Linked DNA regions of Mus musculus: region 1 is linked to region 2. Evidence: chromatin loops called from intact Hi-C (ENCODE). Cell type or tissue: left cerebral cortex. All regions are shown on one strand. Each heading gives the region's core, and the rest is flanking DNA. Links, peaks and the distances in the headings are about the cores only.

Region 1 (11,604 bases), core at 4,478-6,977, 51 kb after region 2:
CAAAAACAAGTCAGTGTGGTGGTGCCCACCTGTATCCCCTTGGCAGGTGGGTTAAAATTTCAAGGCTGTCCTTGGATGCATTTCAAATTTGAGGCCAGCCTATGCTTTGGGAAACTATCTCAATAAAAAAAAATATTTTTCATGTAGAAAAAGAATATATAAATATACATAGAAACTTTATATGTGTGTTTATATACTATACATGTGTGATTAGTGGAATCAGTTGCCGGACAATCTCACATTAAGGAGCTACACTGATTGCCAGAGGACTTAAAAATAGTTCTGAAGCATCCCTAAGAGGAGTGGTTTCTATGACGACACATGGCCCTGTGGTTTCTATGACAACACTGCAGAGCGGTTTCCAGGACAACACATCTCTGCAACTCCAACGTTTCCATCATTCTCTGCTTTGTATTTAGGGTTATTTTTCCATAGTCTTCCTGTCTGTTTAGCCTTTGGTTTTGTGATTGTTTGGTTTTAGGTTTTGCTTGGAGAGCTGTCCTCTTGCCCAGGCTGGCCTCAGATTTACTACTTACCCAAAGGTAGCCTTGAGCTCCTGATTCTCCTGATCGCTATTGCAGGTGTGCGTCAGCACGCCCAGCTCCGTTTCTTTGGCTTTGAGACAAGTTGCAACTGTGTAGAACAGGCCGGCTTACAATGCAAGGTCCTCCTGTGTCAGCACTTTGAAAGCTGAGGTGGCGAACATGTTCTGCCGTATCTGCTAGACGTAGGGTTTCTCTTTTACCCTGCTGTGTTTTTGTTGTTGTTGAGAACTCATCAAATTTCCAGAAACGCCAACTCCAGAGAAGGGTTAGCAGTGCCTTAGTTTGCTTCCTATTACTGTGGTAAACACCATGACCAAAAAGCTACTTCAGGAGAAAGGGATTTATTTCAGCTTGCAGCTGTCACCCTCACTGAGGAAAATCAGGCCTGGAACCTAGAGCAAGCATTCAGGCAGAGGCCAGGGAGGAAGGAACACTGCTTACTGGATCGCTCAGTTTGCTTTCTCATACACCCCACAGCTATCTGTCCAGCGGTGGCACCGCCCACAGTGGACTGAGCCCTCCCACATCAATCATCAATCAAGATAATGTTCCACACACAGGCTTGCCTACAAGCCAATCTAATAGAGGCATTTTTTTTTTTTGAGACAGGGTTTCTCTGTGTAGCCCTAGCTGTCCTAGAACTCACTTTGTAGACCAGGCTGGCCTCAAACTCAGAAATCCACCTGCCTCTGCCTCCTGAGTGCTGGGATTAAAGGTGTGCGCCACCACACCCGGCTACAAGCTTTTATTTTATTTAATCCTAGCACACAGGAGGCAGAGGCAGGTGGATCTCTGAGTCTGAGGCCAGCTGGGTCTACAGAGTGAGTTCCTGAACAGCCAGGGCTACACAGAGAAACCTTGTCTCAAAAAAACTAAAAAAAAAAAAAAAAAAAAAAAAAAAAGGGATGGAGGGAGGGAAGGGAAGGGGAGGGGAGAGCCCAGTGGTTCAGCGGCATCGCCTCGGCAACCTTATCCTGGGCCACTCTGATTTTCTTCTCATAATCTTAGGATTATGTGGGCAGAGGGGAGATAAGTTCTGTGAGGTGAGGCTCATGTTGCAGCCTCAGCTGCTGGCCTGTATTGCCTAGGAGTAAGTACAACAGCTGGCTTGCTCTGAGGAAGCATTCCAGCTAGGGGCTGTAGCCACAAAACCAGGAGCCCCGCCCATGTTTCTTCCTTAAGTCATTTTTCTTATGAAAAAAAAAAAATAGCCAAACAAGAAAATCAGCCAGGGTCTTAGTTAGGCTCACTGTTTCTGGGATGAAACACCACAAACAAAACAACTTGGGGAGGAAAGGGTTTATCTGGCTTACATTTCTATATCACGGTTCATCATCGAAGGAAGTCAGGACAGGAACTCAAGCAGGGCAGGAGCTGACCATGGAGGAGCACTGCTTACCAGGTTGCTCATCATAGCTTCTTCACAGAACCCAGGACAACCAGCCCAGGCATGGCACCACCCACAAATGGCTCCCCCCTCCCCCCATCAATCACTAATTAAGAAAATGCCCTACAGCCTTGCCAACAGCCCGATCCTACGGAGGTATTTTTCTTAATCGAGGCTCCCTCCTTTCAGATGGCTCAAGCTTGTGTCAAGTTGACTTTAAGACTAGCTGGCACAGCTCGCCACCAGCACCGACTGTGTGCAGAGAATAGTCTGGCAATAAGCCTAAGGAAATAAACTTACTACTCAGGAGGCTGAGGCAGGAGGATTGCCACAAGTGTGAGGCCAGACTGGGATATGTAGTGAATTCTAGCATGTGCTACAAAGGGAGAACATGCCTGGGGCAGGAGGGGTGTGGAATACAAATGAGCATGAGGCTCCTCTGGGACCAGTGAGGTGGCTCAGCGGGTAGAGGCACTTGCCACTAAGTCTTACGAGTCAAGTTTTCTCCCTAGGACCCACGTGGTGGAAGGAGAAAATGGACTCATAAAACCTGTCCTCTGATGGCGTCCCTGTGCACTAAGGCACGCGTACACATTTGTACAGGAGAACACACACATGCAACAATGGCTGGCTGTGGTGCTGCATCACACGCCTTTTATCCCAGCACTCAGGAGGCAGAAGCAGGTGGAACTCTGTGAATTTGAGGCTAGCCTGGTCTATATAGCAAGTTCCCAAACAGCCAGGGCTACACAGAGAGACCCTGCCTCAAAATAACAACAGCAACAATAATTTTATCTGTTACTTGAAATTTTCATACGTGCATACTTTGTCTTTTAATCTTATTTACCCCCCTACTACTTCCTCCAACTCTCCCTGGCAACCCTCAACTCATTTCCTTCCCAACTTCATGTCAGCTTTTTAACTTACTGTTATTAAGAACCCCCTGAGTCCAATGTTGCCTATGTGCTCATGGCTATGAGACACCCACTGGGCAACCTAGCAGCAACCACACCCCCAAAGGCTAATGACTCTCCCGGATCCACAGCCACCCACTGCCAGAAGTCCTCTCCCTACATTTTTTTATTATCTATTCGTGTGTGTGCACTCACACGCATGGCCACACCTGTGGAGGTCAGTGAGTCCACCATGTTGGTCCTGGAAATGGGATTCACGTCATCAGTGCCAGTGGCCAGTGTCCCTGCTCAATGAACCATTGCACTGGCCCCAAAAAGAATTATCATTTTTAGAAAGGTGTAATAATAAACATGGTAATTGTTACCCAATCTCTCCAGACCCTCTCCATCTTATTTTTCAGACAGTCTTTTTTTCTTTTCTTTTCTTTTTCTTTTTTTTTTAGTTTTTGTTTCAATTTTTCTATTTATTTATTTTTTGTATTTATTTGATTTATATGAGCACACTGTAGCTGTGTTCAGACACACCAAAAGAGGGCATCAGATCTCATTACAGATGGTTGTGAGCCACCATGTGGGTGCTGGGAATTGAACTCAGGACCTTTGGGAGAGCAGTCAGTGCTCTTAACTACTGAGCCATCTCTCCAGCCTGACAAGGTCTTTCATTGAACCTCTACCTCACTAATTCAGCAAGGCTGGATGCCAGCAAGCCACAGGGATCTACTTCCCAGCACTGGGATTGCAGGAACACGATGCCAGGCTTTTCCAAGTGCTGGAGACTCAACTCAGATCCTCATATTTATGTAACAAGCACTTTAGCATTAGCCATCTTCCCAACCCTTAAAACTGTTATCAAATGACCACAAGTTTAGGGTCACCTTCATGGTTACAGCAGCCAAGTACACGCTAAAACCATATCCTAGAATGTTCCTCAGATAAAACCATGAGACCCAACCGTGTAAAAACACATTTTTAAGAGACTCGTGGGGCTGGTGAGATGGCTCAGTGGGTAAGAGCACCCGACTGCTCTTCCGAAGGTCCGAAGTTCAAGTCCTCACAACCACCCGTAATGAGATCTGATGCCCTCTTCTGGTGCGTCTGAAGACAGCTACAGTGTACTTACATATAATAAAAAATAAATAAATCTTTAAAAAAAAAAAAAAAAAAAGAGAGAGACTCGCGAGCGTGCTCGCTTCGGCAGCACATATACTAAAATTGGAACGATAAAGAGAAGATTAGCATGGCCCCTGAGCAAGGATGACATGCAAACTCATGAAGCATTCCATATTAGAGAGAGAGAGAGAGAGACTTGTGAGCGAAATGCACAAAACACAGATAGGTTTCTCTCATTTGTGACGGGCTCAGGGCGTGGCTTGGTTGTAGAACCCCTGCCTAGAATCCCCCAATGAGGGGCTGGGGTTGTGGCTCAGTGGAGGAGCACTTACTTAACGGGTATAAAGTTCTGCAATCTATCTGCAGCACCACTAATAATAATAATTATTATTATATATTACATAATAATGATAGTATAATATAATTATATTTTATTATATATTATATAATATTAGTGTAATATTATTAGTATAATATAATTATATTATTATTACTTCAAAATATGAGCCAGAGTTAGGAAGATGACTCATTAGATAAAGTGTTTCAAAAATATAGGGAACCAAGTTCAAATCCCCAGCACCAGTAAAAACATATGTGGAGGAACACATCTGTAACCCCCTCCTAGGGATGGAAGACAAAGATAAGTAGATCACTGCACAGCCATTCCAGCTGAAACTGGGAGATGCAGGTTCAGGGAGAGAGCTTATCTTACAAAGCAAAGTGGAGATATTTGGAGGCTGAGTCCCCTGCCTCCACTTCTTCAGCATCACGTTGCTTAACTACCACAGTGGGCTTAGGGCTTTATCTAAAGGCTGTGCAGCCTGCCTGGCAATAGGTCCTACTGATCCTCCCAGCCCCGTGTTCTAGCAGTGAGTGAACCTCTGAGGATTGGTTCATCACCAAGGCAACAGGCTCTGCCACTTCTCCAAGCTTCCCCACCATTGACAGACTGAGATTTCTCTGAACCTATAAGCCAGTATAAAGCATTTCTTCCACAAACTGTTTCTGGTATTTTTGTCACGGCAATGTAGAATAAACTAATAGTGAGATGTGGTCCGTATTTTGTCATCTAAGGAGGTGCAGGTGGGTCCTACAGGCCCAATCCCAAACAGTGACTGACTGGCACCTCTGCACTTTTAGTTTTGAAATCATCAGGTGTCCAGGGAGAAAACCCCAGAAGCCAGACTCCACTTCGGCCTCTGTCCATACCAGCCCTGTCGCCTCTCACTGTCGCAAAGATAAAAATTACACAGAACACACAAAAAGAGAGCTGTCGCCACAAAACTGCAGAGACTTCCTGGGTTCCCCAGTTCCTCCTTCTTGCTTTTGGAGGGACATACTCCTTTCCTGAACAAGGAGCCAGGGCAGGGTAGAGCCGTCCGCCCACAGGAAGCTCCTTTAGTGCTCCATACAGCCCAGTATTTGCATAGCTTCTAGAGGACATGGCTAAGCGGGTGCTGCATGCCATTAATCCCAGGACAGATGCAGGGGGATCTCTGTGAGTTTGAGGCCAGAGTGAGCTACACAGCTAGAGCTACATAAAGAGTCTGTCTCAGAAATAATAAATCTTAAAATGAAAAGGCTTCGTGGGTAGTTCTATTGTGTAACCCGGAGCCAAGCAACAGATCCCAAGGTATGGAGAGACTTGGACCCCAGAGTTCTTAGACTGGCTGCGCTTTACAGTCATTGAGTAGCTTTTGGCAACAGATTTAGGAAATCCATCCCTGAAATGGCTCGGCAGATGCAGGGTGGGCCCAAGAATGTGCATTTCTCACAAATTTCAGGAACCAGTGAAGCACCTAGGCTTAGGCCATTTTTTTCTTTTTTTCTTTTTTCTTTTTTCTTTTTTCTTTTTGTTTTGTTTTTGTTTTTGTTTTTTTCGAGATAGGGTTTCTCTATATAGCCCTGGCTGTCCTGGAACTCACTCTATAGACCAGGCTGGCCTCGAACTCAGAAATCCACCTGCCTCTGCCTCCCAAGTGCTGAGATTCTCTGGGCTTCAATTCCATTTGCAGGGGAATATATGGTGAGCGTGTGGTTGAGCCCGCGATTTCTGTGCACCCCCTCGTGGTACAATGGGGTCTCTGCAGCTCCTGTGAGTTGGCGTCTCACCCTGTGGAAGGGGAGGAGCCTGCACTAAGGACCCTGGTCCTCTGTAGGCGCCTCTGTAGGCGCCAGACCTTGGATCCCGGAAGGGGTGACGTCATAGTCCCTAAAATCTTCACTCTCCCTTTATTTCACCTACCCACTACCCTAGGAATCTAGAGCGCCTCTGTCCTTGTCTGAGGCGGCCGAGGGACAGGATAAATGAGGAGCCAGGCAAGGACACACATCCAGAACATCTGAATGGGCCACCACATGTCCAGCATCCTCTTGCTAAATTCCGGTTACTAGAATTCTAATTATCCATCAGCCCTGCTAGATCCAGGTGGCCAATGGTTTTGATTTATTTTTTCGTTTCATGTTTGTGTTTGCTTGCTTGCTTCTGTGTTCTGTTTACACTGTGTGTAAACACATACACACACACACACACACACACACACACACACACACAGAGCAGCATGAATGCTAGAAGTACCCTGCGGAAGGGGAGGAGCCTGCACTAAGGATCCGGGTCCTCTCACAGGTGTGTGTGTGTGTGTGTGTGTGTGTGTGTGTGTGTGTGTGTGTGTGTGTACATGCTCGAGCTGGAATAGAACTTAGAACATTATACCTACCCCAAACTCCTCCATGCCTTAGGCCCATTGAGAGCTGGGTCTCGCTTGGTTTTGATACAGGGATTTGAGTAGCCCAGGCTGACCTGGAATTACCTATGTAGATGAGGCTAGCCTTGAACTAATCCTCCAGCCTTCTTCATTCCCTGAGTGAAGATGTGTGCTACCACATACATGATGCTAAATGGTCTCTCGGTGACACTGCTTCCCCAGTGTTCAGCTCTGACCTTACACGCTGATGGACTCGGTCATTTCTCTTGTCTTGCTGTGTAACTTCCCTCCGGCATGTGCCTGCCTCAGACCTCTGTCGCCTCAGCTGTCCTCAGGCTTCTGCCTTGAGGGCCTTTTCCAGCCAGCACTCCCGGATATCTAACACATAGATCTTGTCCTTATCTAAAGAATTCTTTACCTGTGGCCCCTTCCAGGATCACTACTGCAAGAGGTCCAGAAGGAATCCGCATTGCGCAGCCGGTGCTGTGGTTGCCTTTTCCGCCGCCTGAGGGCAGCCTTGCTCCACCCACCTCCGCCATTTAGGGCTCACTCAGGTTGCCCTGCTCCTCCAGCAAGGAAGAGCTGAGGGTCTGAAACCTTCCTCCTTGCCTCGCCCCCCTACACACCCCCCCGGCCTTAGTGCCTCCACTCCTCAGCTCCTTGCTCTCCTTTTTTCGACCCTCAACTCCCTCCGTCCAGAGACCATATGGTTCCTCGTCAATGCATCTGGGATCTGGTTCATCCGTTGCGACCGTTTAACAAACAGCCAATCGGCACGACGCTGCTAGCAGCGCACACATACGGGCGATACGCACTGGGGGAACAGGATATACCCACTCCCACTGCTTGGATCTGACTCTGAGAGACTCTGCTTTCCCTCCACCCCATTCATCCCCCTTTCTGGGGCCAGGTATGACCCCAAAAGCCCAGCTCCAAAGTTCTTTGGCAAGGCCGCTGAGTTTGAATGGGGCACTGGGGTTGGAGAAGGCAGCCGCTCAATCCTGAAGGCTGCAACAGAAACAGCCACAGGGACGACACAGCCTCTGGATGGTCTTCAGTAAAATCACCTCTGAGTTTGGGGGACTCCAGACTCCAGGCTATCGGCTTCTCAGAGGTACCTCCCCCAGCCCAGTAAGAGAGCCATATTTCATCTTTGATCAATGTACCCATCCTCTTGCTGATCTCTAAAAGAGCCCATTGTGTGTGGTTGACACACAAATGTGCCAAGGGGCAGTCAGAGTCCTGACTATGGGAAGCGTCATCAGGGGACCCTTCCTTGAGAATGTGACATCTGAAGAATTCTGAGGAAAGACAGTCCAGGCAGCAGGAGCAGTCATGCAAAGGCTCTGGGTAGGAGCATGCAGTATTTCCTAGGACCTGCAGGATTGGAGACACAGAAGGGATTATGAGGCAGAGATTGGAAGGGATCTCCTGTGTGGACCTCAGTGACAGAGAAAACGTTCAGAGGCCATGGGGATGTCCTATGCCTACAATGAGCAATGTGGTCACACTGGCCATGTGAAGCACCTGAGCAGGTGCAGATGGGACTTCACAACCAACAGCAATGTTTAGCTTCATTTTTTTCGCACGCTATGTAAGTTGAATTGCCTCTAGGTGGCCAGTGGTGACGCTGTCTGACTAAGAGGGTCCAGATCGCTGTAAGATGTTTGGTTTGGAGTTGACATAGCAAGCTCTTCTGGGGTATGGAGAGAGAAGTGACACTAGCAGGTGTCAGACGTGGCTGCTAAGAGAAGCCCCACCCCACCCCAGGGTGCCATGTTGGCATTCCTGGCAGTGAGACACAGACCAGGCTAAAGGGACTGTGAGGTCAAACAGGAGCTATAGCAGGGTCTAGGGGAGGGTGTAGGTCGCAATAAAAAGTGGCAATGCCCACTGTTGAATTGGAGTATGGAAAGGCAGGAGAGACTCCACATAGGGCCTCGGGAGCAGGAGCCAGGGACATGTGTCAGCCATGACAGTAAGGCATGCCCCCCTCAACCTGGTACGCACTCACACCACTTTCCAGACCACAGAGAAAAATCAACAACTAAGATGCTTCATTGTTTCATTTGAGGATCCCAGATCACACAGCACACAAGGACAGGTACCTATAACTATGCAAGGCAAAGTGACATGTGGGGCCCTCCCCAGCCACTAGACCCCAAGTCCATCAGTCTACATGAAGTGGGGTTTCCTCTCCAGCCCACAGGCCCCTCTGGCCTGCTTCTCCATCTGTCCCCTCATTGCCACTGGTCCTGGGAATCAAGGAGAGGGGCTGCCTCTGAGTACAAAGAGGTACAGAAACCCCTTGCAGTTTCTGTATGTCCCCACTGAGGAGCTGGACGGTCTGGGTGTGAGGCTGGTCAGAACTTCTGTTCCATCCTAGAGGGTCCAGGTACCACGAACCGGTCACTTCCTGGGGATAGAAAGTTGAACACACGCACACACACGCACACATTCGCACACGCGGGAACAAGAGGGTTTCAAAGTGCTGTGCAGGGCAAAGCATTATCTACACATGGAAACACGGAGCTGGGCAGCCCAGCCGGGGCTTCTGGCACGTAGCACTACAGGAAAACACACAGCTGAGGCGGCTGCTCTCAGGGACAGCTGAGGGCTGGAGCCTGGCCAGCAGCAGTCAGGCTTAGTTAGGGACCAATGAGGCCAGGGTGGGGCACAGCAACTGCTTCTTACATGATAGGGACACTTGACCCTTTAAGGAGATCTGGGGTATATACTGCACACAGTGGGGAGAGGGGTGAACAAGGGACTCCATTGTTATATTAAGTCAAGAGTTACAAGGGCAGACAGCTGAGGAGTGGCCAGTGACAGCTGGGGAGTCACAGTAGGAGGGGGCAGGGCTTGCCTAGAAACCCAGAAATCTGGATTTCACCTAAGTTTTCCAAAGCAGAACATTTTGGCAGGGTATATTACCAATTCAACCCGTGGACAAGGGCTAGGGTGGGGTGGGGGTGGGGGTGGGGGAGTTGGCTTCCCCTCTTTCCCACCTGCAGAGCCTCAGGAGAGTAAGCTAATGCCAACGCCTTCCCTTCCTTCCCTCTTCCTCCCTGCCCCTCTTCTCCCTCTTCCTCCAGCCCCGCCCCCCAGCATTCCCCTCCTCTCCTCCCATTTTTATTCCTCCTCCAGTTCTCAGCCCTCACAAACTTTCATTTATGGAATACTTTCCCCTCAACACACACGCACACACACGCGCGCGAACACGCATGCACACACACGCGTGCACACATGCGCGCGAACACACACACGCACACACGGCCCTTAACCCTTCCAAGACCCCCTAATGCCCATAGTGCCCAACACTCTTGCTTCTCCCTAAGGCCCAGTCAGGGCCAGAGGTGGCTCACAGCAAATCCCAACTGTTCGGCCAGAAACCGGTGTCTGGAAGGATGGGCAGGCAGGAATGCCAGGCACCTACACACACTCACGCGGGAGGCGTGGAGGGGGGCTCCAGAGGTAGAGCAGAGACCCCTCAGTGTCTTCGGACCCATTTCTCCTCCGCACCCACTGGCCACTGCATCCGAGTGTCTGGTCTCTTTTTCCTTGTCATATCTAGGCTGCAGCCATAATGATCGCTCGCGCCATCGCCATCTGTTCATAGAGCTGAGAGGGAAAGCTGGGCACCGGCCATAGCCAGCCAGGGACGCAGCAGCGCACAAAGCAAATGCACACGGTTAAGCGAGAGGGGGCTGCAGGGAGGAGAGAGAATAGGAGGAAAGTAGGGAGGGAAGTCCACACACAAGAGACAGGGCTTGTAGTGACATCTGCGGCACTAACGGCATTTGGGCGCCCGCCTTGGGCCCCTGCGTGCTTTCTTTCCGCGGGTAGACTTGGGAACAGCAGCTGGCTGTCCCTTGGCCTCGCCAGCCCTGGCACGGGCCCCGGCTCCTGCGGATCCCTTCTTCTTCTTGTTGTTGTTCCCCGCATGGTCCTCGGTTGAAACCCCGCTCCCCGTTTTCTTCTCTGGGGTGACAGCCCGGCCACGACCGCGGCCACCCCTGCGGGCTTTGCGTGCCCGGGATGCGGTGGAGACCGCGGTGGCGCCGGCCGGTGGGAGGCCTTTGGAGCCTGTGCGCGCTCTCTTGGCGCGCGGCTTCTTGGACACGCTGTCACCAGGTTCGGACTCTTCGCTGTCAGTGTCCTCGGAATCTCCCTCTGACTCTGTGTCTGAATCCTCGTCCGATTCCTCGTTGGATTCTAGATTCTCCTGGGAGGCCAGGAAAGCCAGGACCTCAGATAAACCACCTTGGCTATGGTCACACTTCCGGCCACCACTTCCACCACTGCCCCACCTGCTGGCTTCTTCTTCTCTCACAGCTTCCACCATATCTTGCGCAGCCAAGAGTGCCACCAGCTCCAATAGGCCACCCTGGTGGCCCTCAGCGGTCCAGCCTCTGAGGAGACCTAGCCCAGACTTCTTTCCCTTAGGGCAGTTCTCTGCCTCAGCCAAGGTAGAAATACATTCCAGAAGATTCCCATCTTCCTCTGCCTTCCTCAGGACCATGGCGTCCACCTGACGACCTGCCTCCTCTACCTTCACCCTGGGCCCAGAGGTGTCCTTAGCCATGACGGACAGGACTTGAGGAAGGACATCTTTTTTGTCTTTTTTGTCGCCCCAGCCGAGGGTCTCAATCACAGAAGCTATTTTTAGCATTTCCTCTCTGGCAGAGGGGTCAGCGGGGTCTGTATAAGCCACAATAGCCACAAACTCGGGGCTATCCATCACTTCCTTTCCGTGCTCTCCATTTTCCAGAGACTCGCTGTCGGAATCATCTTCATCGTCATCTTCATCTTCGTCATCATCTTCATCATCTTCATCTTCGTCATCTTCATCATCATCATCCACCTCTGTCTCTACCTCCACTGCGGGGGTATCTCTCACAGCCAGTAGCGCGACTAAATCAGGAACCCCGCTCTTTTCGTCT
Region 2 (11,604 bases), core at 4,598-7,097:
CCCAGCCCTTCCACCCAGCAGGCCATCTCTCCTGTCCTTCGTCTGTACCATGGGGTGATAGGGTTTTCTTCACAGGGTTGGGGGGGGGGGTTTGAGCAGGATGCTGGTTTGCCTTGGGTTTCTGTTTTGTTTTGTTTTGTTTCGGTTCGGTTCGGTTTGGTTTGGTTTGGTTGAGTCTCCTGCTGGTCTTGAGCTTTTGACCTCCCATCTCCTTCATGCTAGGATTGTAGACATGGGCCACTACACCTAGTTGATTAAGTGCTGGACATGAAACCCAAGGCTTTGTTGTGTTCGGCATCCTTTCCACCCACTGAGCCACACCCCAGACTTTTCTCACATGTTTGACATGGGATAGTTTCTGTGTAGGGTTCCTAGGCTCTGTGCTTTTGGGAGGTAGGACCTGTCCCCTGTAATTTGAGGACTGCTCTTAGGGAACAGCTGGCTGCCTAGGCTCTGCCATTGCCTTCCTCAAGACAGGTGAGGTTGTTTCCTTGGGGCTTCAGTTCAAAGGCAGACCAGGGATACACCCCCTTTGGAGATGGAAGCCTTGGAGCCAAGGGAACAGGACTGCGCCCTCCTGGCCCATCTGCCATCTGAACCACAGCTTCCTTAACAAGAAAGATATTTAATGGCGATTTTGTGGACCGTGGTTCCTTCTCCGTTGAAGTGATCCTCACCCTCTTCGGCTTTAAGCTCCTGTATCCAGATCATTTCCATCTACTTCGAGGTGAGGAGGGTTTCTCCTTCTCTCCTGGGCTTCTGTCTTCATCTGTAAAGCCTAGAGTAGTATAGCCACGCACTTGGTGAATTCAGCAAGCCTGTACACCGCGGGGCCACCACATAAGGTTGAGCAGGTTGTGCACCACCCCAGTAGCACCACAAGAGGTGGCAGCACTTGCCATAGGCAGCTCAGTGTGGTGGTCACTGTGCCCTCTGCTGGCAGATGCCAGACAGAAGGTTCAAGGACGAAAGGTGCCTTTCTCTAATGCACACACAGCAGTGTGAACAGCCTCCTGGGGACACTAATCTAAGCACAAAGGTCCATCTGAGTACTGAGCTGGGCTCTCATTATCAAGGTTCAGTGCCAGCCAGCTATCATTGAGCAATGCCATCTTGTCCCCAGGTCTGTACCTGAAATTACCAGATAGGTATATAATAAATAAACTGGAGGCTGAGGGTCCTCTCTTGTTCTTCTGTTATGGCCAGGCAACCACGAGACAGACAACATGAACCAGATCTACGGGTTCGAGGGCGAGGTGAAGGCCAAGTACACAGCCCAGATGTATGAGCTCTTCAGCGAGGTGTTCGAGTGGCTTCCGCTGGCGCAGTGTATCAATGGCAAAGTGCTGGTGAGGAGTCTCAGGGCCTCTCCCACCATGCAGGCAACATGCTGGGGGTAGGGTGGGATGGGGGGACAGCGGGGGCTCCTCCCCTCACAGAGGCTCGTGCTTCCCCTAGATCATGCACGGAGGCCTATTCAGCGAAGATGGTGTCACTCTGGATGACATCCGAAAGATTGAGCGGAATCGGCAGCCCCCAGACTCAGGTGAGTGGACTCAGGCACAGAGAGGAGTGCCTGGACCCACACAGACCTTATGTGGATTTCCCACCTGCAACCTGAATGTGTGGGACTGTTGGCTGGGAACATCAGAGAGGACATGGATGATGTGGGTGAAATGAACTCTGGGGTGGTAACATTTGAGCTGACAGTGGTGTGGCCAATTCAGGGGACAGCAGGGACTGATGGGGTGGGGTGACTAGAGCTGGCCCTCAGAGGTTCCTACTAGATATAAGGCCTGAGGCCACGCCCTGAGAGCTACAGATCTTGGTAGGAACATGGGGTTTGCTGCTGGGGCAGTGGAGAGCCACAGGAGGCTTTGGACGAGAAGAGGGCCTGCTCTTAGATTGGAGTGGTAAAAGTTCCATCCAGCAGCAGGCTTATAATGGATAGACTGAGAGCTACAGGAAAACTGGGCCCAGCTCAACAGCCCCTCTGCAACCCTGCTGTACTGTGGGGCAGGCACGTGTCTGAGGAAGCTTGGGAAACAGGTAAGTCTCACACTGTTCCCTTCTCCTGTAGGTCCCATGTGTGACCTGCTGTGGTCAGATCCCCAGCCACAGGTGAGCTGGGTGTCTGCCTTTGGGTTTGGACTGAGATGTGGTGGAGCCAGGCCCTTATTTACCCAGAGTCTCCTGTTCCTTTGCTCCTACCAGAATGGGCGCTCCGTCAGCAAGCGTGGTGTGAGTTGCCAGTTTGGGCCTGATGTCACCAAGGCCTTCCTGGAGGAGAATCAACTGGACTATATCATCCGCAGCCATGAAGTCAAAGCCGAGGGCTACGAGGTGGCCCATGGTGGCCGCTGTGTCACTGTCTTTTCTGCCCCCAACTATTGGTGCGTCTACCTCTCCCACTTTTTGCCCAAGCCACAGGGTTTATTCTGTGTGGATTATGAATGTATGGCTTTTGAGACAGGGTCTTACTCTAGTCCAGTCAGGTGTCAAATTAGCAGCATGATTGTTGTCTTGGCCTCCCAGTAGTGGGGTTGCAGGCATGAGCCACCATGGCAGTGGCAGGTTTTGGCTTTGACTGGAAACTTCCACCAGAGGAAGGATACCTAAGAGTGGATACATGGTAGTATAATGAACACCTGTGGGCCTTCTGCTGCTCCCCAACCCCAGGTGTCAGGTCTTCCCTTGGAGCAAGGCCTTTTCATCCAAGTCCACTCTCTCCTCTCAGTATCTATAAGAGGAAGCCAGGACTCAGGGCTGTATGGGCTGTGTTTCTGGATAGGCTGTGACCTCATGGTGTCATGTCACTCTGTCCCTGTACTATATACATACCTCTGGTGCTAGGGTAGTGTGAGGTCAGGTCTCCAGCTCTCCCACTGCCTCTTCCTGCCTCTGCTTCCCCCACCTTTCCGTGGCTTTCCTCCAGCCCTTCACTGTGGTTTCTTTGGCACCACCATCTCTCCATGGCAAGTGTGTCTCCCTCTTCTCTCCTCTCCTCTGCATCCCCTTCCTGTCTCAGACCTCGCTCCCTCCCTCTGTTCCCCACCTTCTCATAATCTCCAGCCCCAACCACACAAGCCCCTCTGCCCCTGTTCCTACAGTGACCAGATGGGAAACAAAGCCTCCTACATCCACCTCCAGGGCTCCGACCTGCGGCCCCAGTTCCACCAATTCACAGCAGTGGTGAGTGACCTGGGACAGGGCACTGCCTGGGCGAGTGCTTTGTATGGGCAAGTCTCCTGACTGTCTCTCTCCTTCTGTCCCTGCTGCAGCCTCACCCCAATGTCAAGCCCATGGCATACGCCAACACGCTTCTGCAGCTAGGAATGATGTGAGGCTGTCAGCAGCAGTGAGCCGGGACTTGCCCAGCTGAATGGCCCCGCCCTCGGCCTGCTGCCCCGCCCCAGGGCAACGTTGGACCCCCTTTTACTTTGTAAAGTTTGTATTTATTCCCCTTTAGGTTGCAGAGGGGGTGGGGGCAGCGTGGGGCAGCAGACGACAGGCTCCTGGTCAGAGAAAGGAGACTGGAGGTAGGGCACAGCCTGGGCATTTGGAGGAAGGCCAGCCTGGGTAGGGGTGGGGCCAAGAGGAGGTCTTGCCCCTTCACCTGCATGGCTCCTCCCCTGGTAAAGCAATAGGACCCTGCCATAGGAAGACCCCAAAAGAGGGTCATCAGGGAGGCCTCCTCCTGGTAGCCTCAGGGTGGGGCAAGGCTGGGGCCCACCCCCCAGCTATTTTATGTTCTGTAATTAACTATGTTAAAATAAAATAAAGTCATTATTGTAAGTCAAACCTCATCTCAAACCCACCTCGACGTGTGTCCACCACGTACAAGCCCCTCCAGGGTGGGTACAGTTTGGTTCTGGGTGCCCCTCAGTGATGTGGACATCACAGGACAAGAGTCACCACAGAAGTATCGTCGGACCCCTGAGACCTGTGCAGGCTGCAGGCTGACCTCAGACCCCTCAGAAGCCTCTGTTCTAGCTGAGCTTTGCAAGGAAACGGCATAGTGGGTGGAGCATGCGGAGCCTTCTGAACCCTCATCTCCCAACAGCACCGCAAAGTCCATGCTCAGTGCTCTGGGCTCCCAAGCTGTCCTCAGCAGGGACAGCGCTCAGCAACTGTTCTGCTCTGCTGTATGCTCATGGGGCAAACAAGGCTTGGGCTGCCCAGAGAGCTAGTCTGCCCGAGAAGTTGCTGTTTCCCTGGCCTGGGAGTCCTCCGTTGCTACTGTTGGTTGAGAGGCCCTGAGCCTTCAGTTCAGTAGTGCTTGAGGAATTTCAGAATCCTATAACTGAGAATGTGGCCAGCAGGTGTGGCTGGTGTTTATTTCCAAGCTGGAAGGTGGATTATACTCAACCTCTCAGAAAATTCCATAGTCCCCGGTGCTCTGTGCAAACCCCTAGCAACCTGTAGGACTGCCCCTGTCTATAGCAGGTTCTTTTCTCCACACTGTGCAGGACATCTGACAGAAGCAGCTCCAGGGATGGCTGCTAGTCACAGGTGAGAAGACTGCGCCATCATTCAGGAAAGACCGTGGTTGTACTGGGTCAAGACTGCAGGAGCTTTCGTGGTCAGCTTCTCACAGGATAGAGGCCAGAAAGCAAAGAGAGAGATCTCAAGCAGGGCCAGCTAGGAACGTTCAAGGCCCACCCCTTAGTGCCCTGCGTCCTCCAGCTAGGTCACGAGTTTAGAAATCTCTACTCTCAAAGTCCAAGTTGGATCCCTGACAAAAACTGGAGAACTGACTCCATAAAGTTGCCCTCTGATCCTCACACAGGCTGTGGTAGACATGCCCCACCCCCAGTAATAACATACATCTTTTTTTAGTTGGGCTATGAAGTTTCTCTGTATGTTTGTTCAGACCATGAGTTTCCCATGATTTACTGATATAGAAACAGTGCATGCTGTGTCAGCGTCCTCTCAAGGCACAGAACAGGACATATGTCACACAGTAGGGGCTGTGTAGTCCAACAGTGGCCATCTGTGCATGCCAGAGAGCCTGAGAACAGGGCCTCAACAGTGTGGGCTAGTGAGTCAGCTCAGTGGGCAAAAGTACTTGCTTGCACCAAGACTAAGAGCCTGGGTTTGCTCCCTGGTGGGGAGGAGAGCCAACACTTCCCCATTTCCTCTCCTACACACACACACACAGTTGTCCTCCACCCCTACCTCCACACACTTTTTTTTGTTTTGTTTTATTTAAATGGAGGTAGACAATGTTTTCCTCTGAAAAAAGCTTGCTGTTTTATATCTGGATAGGCCACCTGCTGCCAGGGTCTTCAATCCTTAATTGATCTTCCCTGAAAATCATCATATGCCCAGCAAAGGAGTCCCAGACAATATGAAGAGCTGGGGATGTGGCTCAGCCATAAAGCACTTACCCAGGATTAACCAGTAAGGGCCTGAGAGGACAACAAAGTCCAGTGCCAAGACCGGTAGGAACTCCATCTGCAGGCTCCCACCTGTCCTCTGCCTTTCCCACATTCAACCCTGGGAGCAGAACATAGGTGGACTTCACCACACACCAGGTGAAAGAGTAAGTTTAGAATGGGGATTAGGGTGGGAGTGTGGGGAACACAGGCACTTGAAGAGGCAGAAGCAGGAAAATCGGGAGTGAAAGGTCATCCCCAGCTACACAGCCAGCCTGGTTTAAGGAGACTCTGCAAAGCAAAAGTTGGGAAGGTGCCACTCAGCCTGGGACTCCAGGTCTGACTCACTATCACCCCCTACTGTTGCTGGCGGAGTGAATAATTTCTAGACTGAAACCAAGTTGTAGGGAATGGACTTGGATCTACCCATCCATGCACAGTGGTTAAAAATGTGCCAGGGGCCCCTGGGTCACTCAGGCAGAGAAACAGTACTTTCCAGGTGTGTGACATGGGCCTAAAACGACTTGAGGAAGGAATGAAGGTCCTGGGGACAAGAGGTGACCTGCATCCCTAAGTCCCTGCCAGACTAGACTAGAATCCACCACCAGGTGGTGCTCCAGGACCACAGCTAAAAACCCACCAGCGATGGATGGCACTTCTCAGGGCACAAGCGTGCAGGGGGAGGTGGAGTAGCGTGTCCTAACCCATCCACCTTTGAGATGGGAGGAGGGCAGTTTACACCTGTTACAAAACCCATACAAGCTAATGTTTCTGTCTCACTAGTGATGTTCTATTCTGTTTAAAGCTCTAGCCCAGCTAGCCAGGGTATTATCATGTAACCCAGGCTGCTCAGAAACTTCCTATATAGTGGAGGATGACTGAACTTTTGATCCTACTACGTCTACCTCCAGTGTGCTGGTGTTTCAGGCATGCACCACTAAGCCTGGGTTTGGGGTAGCAAGATAGCAACAACTAGACTACATCCCAGTCCTAGATGCTCTTACTGTGAGCATTTTTTCCAGATGGGGAAATTGGCTCAGAGAGGGTAGATGACTCGCCAAGAGTCACACAGCCCTGAAATAGGAACCCAGTTTGGCTCATCTGATGATGGACCTCCTAAACTTGAGATAGGGAAACGTGGTTATGGGGAATAAGAACGAGAAAGCAGTCAGATGATCGGCCAGGTGAGCACAGATGCTTCCTGCCTGGTCTTGAAGTGGTCCCTGCACATACCCTCCCCCTATGGTGGTCATGGTCAAGGGTAATGAGGTAAGAAAAGAAAAAAGAAAAAAAAAGCTGCTGGTTAATCTTGGCTGGCCAGGGACAGCAAAGAATAAGAGAGCGCGAGGGACTCCACGGGACTTCGCACAGCATCTTCATCTTTAAGGATGGCTAAGAGACTGATTCCAGATGTGTACAGGCCTCAGAAAAAAGATGGAGTAGGGCTAGATGGCAGGAGTGAAGCCAGGAAGCTCCTCCAAAGATCCATCACCACCACCTCCTGTTCCCCCAAAATTCTCAACCTTCTTTCCTCAGCCTGGGTCTGGGAGCCTGAGCTCTTTCACTTTATTCTTGTGACAGTGAGTGGCAGCCAAACTCGTTCAGATGGAAACCGAAAAGCTTGGAACTATACCTCTGAGATGGATCCTCTGCCTAGAATCCTCCAGTGAGGGGCCGGCGGCGTGGCTCAGGGGTAGAGCCCCTGCCTAGAATCCCCCAGTGAGGGGCTGGGGGCATGGCTCAAGTGTAGAGCCCCTGCCTAGAATCCCCCAGTGAGGGACTGGGGGCGTGGCTCAGTGGTAGAGCCTCTGCCTAGAATCCCCCAGCATCTGGTGAGGCCCTAAGGTGTGGTTTCATGGAAGATTACTTGCCTGATATGCATAATACCCTGGGTTCCACTTTGAAGTCAATAGCTTCATCTTTTCAAAAGCAAGGAAGGTCAGGACCACAGGGAAATACAATTAGGTGTGTAATCAGTCTTAGGATAATGTTCAGAAATGGGCAATATTAATGTGCTCTTAGTGCAGGATTTTCTGTCGTTTTTTTTGTATTATTTACTCATTCATTATTTTAACAGTGCCTCATGTAGCCCAAGCTGGCCTCAAGCTCACTCTGTGTCCTGTCTTGCAATCCTGATCCTCTTGCATCATTTGTTACCATGCCAGACTATGCCCTTTGATGGCAAAGGTGTCCCCCATCATGCTCTTGGCCAAGCCCACATGAGAGCCTGTGGTTTCAATCAGTCTGAGATAGACAGACGTGGTCTCCAAGTCCCCCGCAGCCTATTAACTCATCAGTGCCATCCACTCATCAGAGGTGTCATCTACAACAGCAAGAAGAGAATAATAATGTGCTACTTAGCCTGTGGCCTCCGAAGTGTGATTTCACCCGCAGGGCAGGTGTCAGGTGCCTGGGGAGGCCAGTGCACAAAGCGTACAGGATGCCCTAGAGCTGGAGTTACAGGTGGTTGTAAGCCTCTTAGCCACTTAGGAGCTGAACTTAGGTCCTCTGCAGGAGCAGCACAACACTCAACTACTCAGCCATCTCTCTAGTCCTCGCCTCAGCCCCCCAGGTGCCAGAATCACAGATCTGCTTCATGGACCAAGTTTGACTTGTTTACTTGTCTGTTTGTCTATGTGTTTATCCATGCAGGGTATAGATATATCCATACTTTATCACCTGGGTAAGGCTGGCCTCGAACTCTTAAGCTCAAGTAATTCTCCTGCCTCAGTCCCTGGAGTAACTGGGTACCATTATGTTAGCTAAAATGTGATTTTTAAAATCAGGCAATAGGAAGTGAGGGGGTGGGAGTCCAGATTCTGAGTTGCTTCCTTGCCGGTCTTCATTTCGCTCCATAGGGAAGAGAGGAGATAGCACGAGGGAAGGGAGTTTCAACCCATTGCCCACACGACAAAGCTTGAAGAAGCTAGGACTTCAAGCTCCACAGTGCCCTACTCCAGGGCTCCTGGCATAACCGTCCCGGCCTGAAAGAGGATTTGAATGGTACCTGCTACGCCCAGTTCCCAAATTCACAGTTTGGGATTGTGGCTTCAAATTCATTTATCAGGAATCATCCCAACTTGGTCATGACTGCTGGTCACAAGACGTCCTGAGATGTCCCTCAGTGTGTCCATTTTCTAAAGCTGTCTAGAATGGCAGCCCTCAATCCCAAACCAGCCACAACCCAGAAGCCTGGGCTGCAGTTCTGACTATGGCCACCAGGTGGCGATCCAATCTGGCAGGTTCCCAATCAGGTGGCTGAGCTGCTTGACTGGACTGGGTGCCCAGGACAAGTTCAACATCTAACAGTACCAAAGTTATGCCTGGCCTCTCTGCATGCCAGGCTGAATTCAGGAGTCCGCCTAGCAGAAGTCCCTTGTGGGCCTGAGGACCTGGTTTGCCTCGCATCCTTGAAGCCCCAAGCCTGATCCCCAGCACCATATAACCCTGGCATGGTGGTGCACACCTGCTATCTCAGCACATAGTAGGCAAAGACTGGAGGATCCAGAGCGAAAGGTTGTCCTCCACAGCATAGGGAGCGCCAGGCAAGCCAGGGCTGCATGAGACCCTGCCTTTAAAACAACAAAAACCTTGGGTTGACTATTTAAAGAGATAATAATATCCTTATCCAGTTGGTCCAGGGCAGTGTAAGGGTTCCTTCCCTCTCACATCTGGTCCTCTCCGGATGTTCCTGCTAGATAAGGAAGGGAAGAGAATGTCACGTCCATTCAAGGGAGGGACAAGCTGAAGGTCACACTGACCCAAGTTTGTCCAAGTTTCAAGGCTATTCAGAAAGGTCATTATGAAAATAACACCCAGGAAAAGGGGTGGGATCTATCTTTCTTCCTTTCTATCTTTTTTTTTTTTTTTTTTTTTTTTTTTTTTTTGAGTGTTATTCCAGTCCGTGGCTGTCTGCTGGGTTTCGGTGGCATTGCCTATATCTACAGCATTGACAGCATGTCTGCCAGTGCTAACATTTGTAAATATGGTGGAGTGTGTGTGGCAGGGAACAGAGGGTTTCCTGGCATGTGCAGGAACCTGGCAGGTCTGAACCAGAGTGTGAATGAATACTGCATATGTGTGCCCACAAACTTATGGACATTTCTGGGGGCCTACCAGTGTGTTTGTATAGGGGCTTGCCATTTGTGCCTGTACCTGGGTCTCTGTAGGTTCAGTGTGTGTGTGTGTGTGTGTGTGTGTGTGTGTGTGTGTGTGTGTGAAAGCCGTGTCACAAAGTCTCTCCTTGGGACTCCAATATTATCCCTAAAGCCCACTGAGCTGCAGACCCTGTGGGAAGCTGAACTGGGTGGCACTGTCTATTAATGCTTTTCCTTTTACCTTCCAGTGGCTGTGAACAACTGCAAGGACCACCCCTGACCTCTACCCCTAACCTGGTCATCCCAGACAACTCCAACTCCCATCAAATCTACTCCTCCAGGTGGGGTCCATATTCTGGACAGGCTGAGCTATAAGGAAACAAACCTTGTCCATGAACAACAGCAAAAGGGGCTATAGAAAGGCCAACCTGAACCGTGTCGAACAGAGCAGGGAAAGCAAAAGTGGATATACAAGGGTGCATAATAGAGCATCCACCTAGAATCCCTCAGTGAGGGGCTGGGAGCATGGCTCAGTGGCAGAACATCTACCTCGAATGTGAAAGCCTGTTTTCTCCCCAGATATCGTCCCACTAGGGGTGGGAGGAGAATTGGGGCTTCTGGGACATATTTCATTCTTCAGCTAATGAGCACTGGACTGCTTTTTCACTAATGCTCGCTACCCCTGCTGACTTCTACAGAGACTGTGTGTGTACATTTATTCTCTTTCTCTGCTGCCAAGCATCACAGAGACACGTCCACCTTCCTTCCCTGAGGCCCTTAGCAGCCCAGGATCTGGTTCTAAGAAGCAGTTGTGCACACTACTTCCCCCTTTGAGCACACTTCTAGTCTAACATCTTTTTAACACATCCAGTGGCAAGAGCAACACAGATGTCTGTGGGCTCAAACAGACTGAAGGGAGTGGTGAGGTGGCTCACGGGTAAAGGCCATTTCTACCAAGCCTGATGACCTGGATTTGATCTTCAGGGGTCCCCAATGCAACACCCTGCGTGCATTTCCCTGCTGGCTCGTCTTTCCTCTTTTTCCTTTTTTCAGACTGTTTTTCAATTATGTTTATGACTGTGTGTTCAGGCTGCATGTATGTCTGTGCATCATGTGTGTGCCTGGTGAGTGAAGACCAGAGGACATCAGACACCCTGGAAGTAGAGCTACACGTGGTTGTGAGCCACCATGTAGGTGCTGGGAATCAAACCCAGGTCCTCTGCAAGAGCAGCCCCTTACCTGCCAAGCCATCCCTCCTGCACCTCACTCCTTGTGGGTTTTCTGTGCCTTCTCACGGAGATCAGTATGGTATGTGAAGCCTACAGGCTCTGTACCCTCAGATCCTCCAGCCCTTAGCAGCCTAAACATGGCAGGTAAAGTGACAAGGTAAAACACAGGGTCATGTCATTGAACCAGAAAAATCACCCCAACACTGACCATTGCCACCTCGGAAACAAGAAGCCACCTTGTACACATTTTTATTTGCATATCAACTTGAGTTTTCTCTTTAAGTGCAAAAAGGCCATCAATCAAAATTAGTTACAGACAGAAGAAAAAGGACAGACTGATTCCCCCCCCCCTCTACCCATTTCCCTTTGCCAGGCTGTGAGCACTTAAAATACATAAGAAGTTAAAATACCACCCAGGCCGCCAGGCTCCACGGGCTTATGTCTTTCATTCTTTAAGATGCTATACTTAGTATTTTAAAAAATCAACATATAAAAAAAAATTTAAGTGTTTCTATAGCCACACCACCCTGAACACACAATCTCATCACATAAAAGCAAGATGATATAGTAGGCCACTGAAAGATGGGCATGGTGGCACATGCCTGTAGTCCTAGCAGAGGCAGCCATCCAGATCTGTGAGTTCAAGGCCAGCCTGGTCTACACTGCGAGTTCCAGGCCAGCTGGGGCTAGATAGAGAGACCCTGTCTCAAACAACACAAAACAAAAGAGGGTCATTGGGGCCAGATGTAGAGGCACACACCTGTAACCCTAGTACTCTGGGCCCTAAGGTAGACGACTACTGTGAGTTTGAGGCCAATTATATATGGAGCACCAGGCCATCGGGGCTGCATAGCAAGACTCTGTCTTAAATAAAAAATAGAGACAGAAGGAAAGAAAAAG

The links. Hi-C counts contacts between places; a loop is a spot of excess contacts. Peaks named below come from ENCODE experiments on the same cell type or tissue, not always from the same donor. Only the 100,000 strongest peaks of a DNase experiment are listed, where the experiment ranks them.
Region 1: it touches region 2 in a loop (7-fold over the local background); 34 of 42 quality-filtered maps call a loop at or near these places.

Annotation. Positions count from the first base shown.
Region 1 is chr7:16,945,926-16,957,529 of GRCm38, reverse strand. It overlaps Pnmal2 (PNMA-like 2), which reads right to left. Exons shown (of 1, transcript NM_001099636.2): 1 at 8,702-11,604. The coding sequence ends at 10,452. Gm25815 (a small nuclear RNA gene) reads left to right here and starts at 4,029; the gene lies at 4,029-4,135. It also overlaps a transcript of Pnmal1 not described here. In left cerebral cortex, for the core only: a CTCF peak has its summit at 6,030; a DNase peak (open chromatin) is centred at 6,042; H3K4me3 peaks cover 170 bases; H3K27ac peaks cover 564 bases.
Region 2 is chr7:16,996,849-17,008,452 of GRCm38, reverse strand. Ccdc8 (coiled-coil domain containing 8) reads right to left here. Exons shown (of 1, transcript NM_001101535.2): 1 at 10,938-11,604. Ppp5c (protein phosphatase 5, catalytic subunit) reads left to right here. Exons shown (of 13, transcript NM_011155.2): 7 at 622-727; 8 at 1,207-1,349; 9 at 1,459-1,546; 10 at 2,081-2,121; 11 at 2,215-2,393; 12 at 3,111-3,192; 13 at 3,282-3,813. The coding sequence ends at 3,344. Among named protein-coding and RNA genes, the nearest start is that of Ccdc8, 8.7 kb to the right of the region's middle. In left cerebral cortex, for the core only: a CTCF peak has its summit at 5,927; DNase peaks (open chromatin) are centred at 4,945, 5,749 and 5,961; H3K27ac peaks cover 1,276 bases.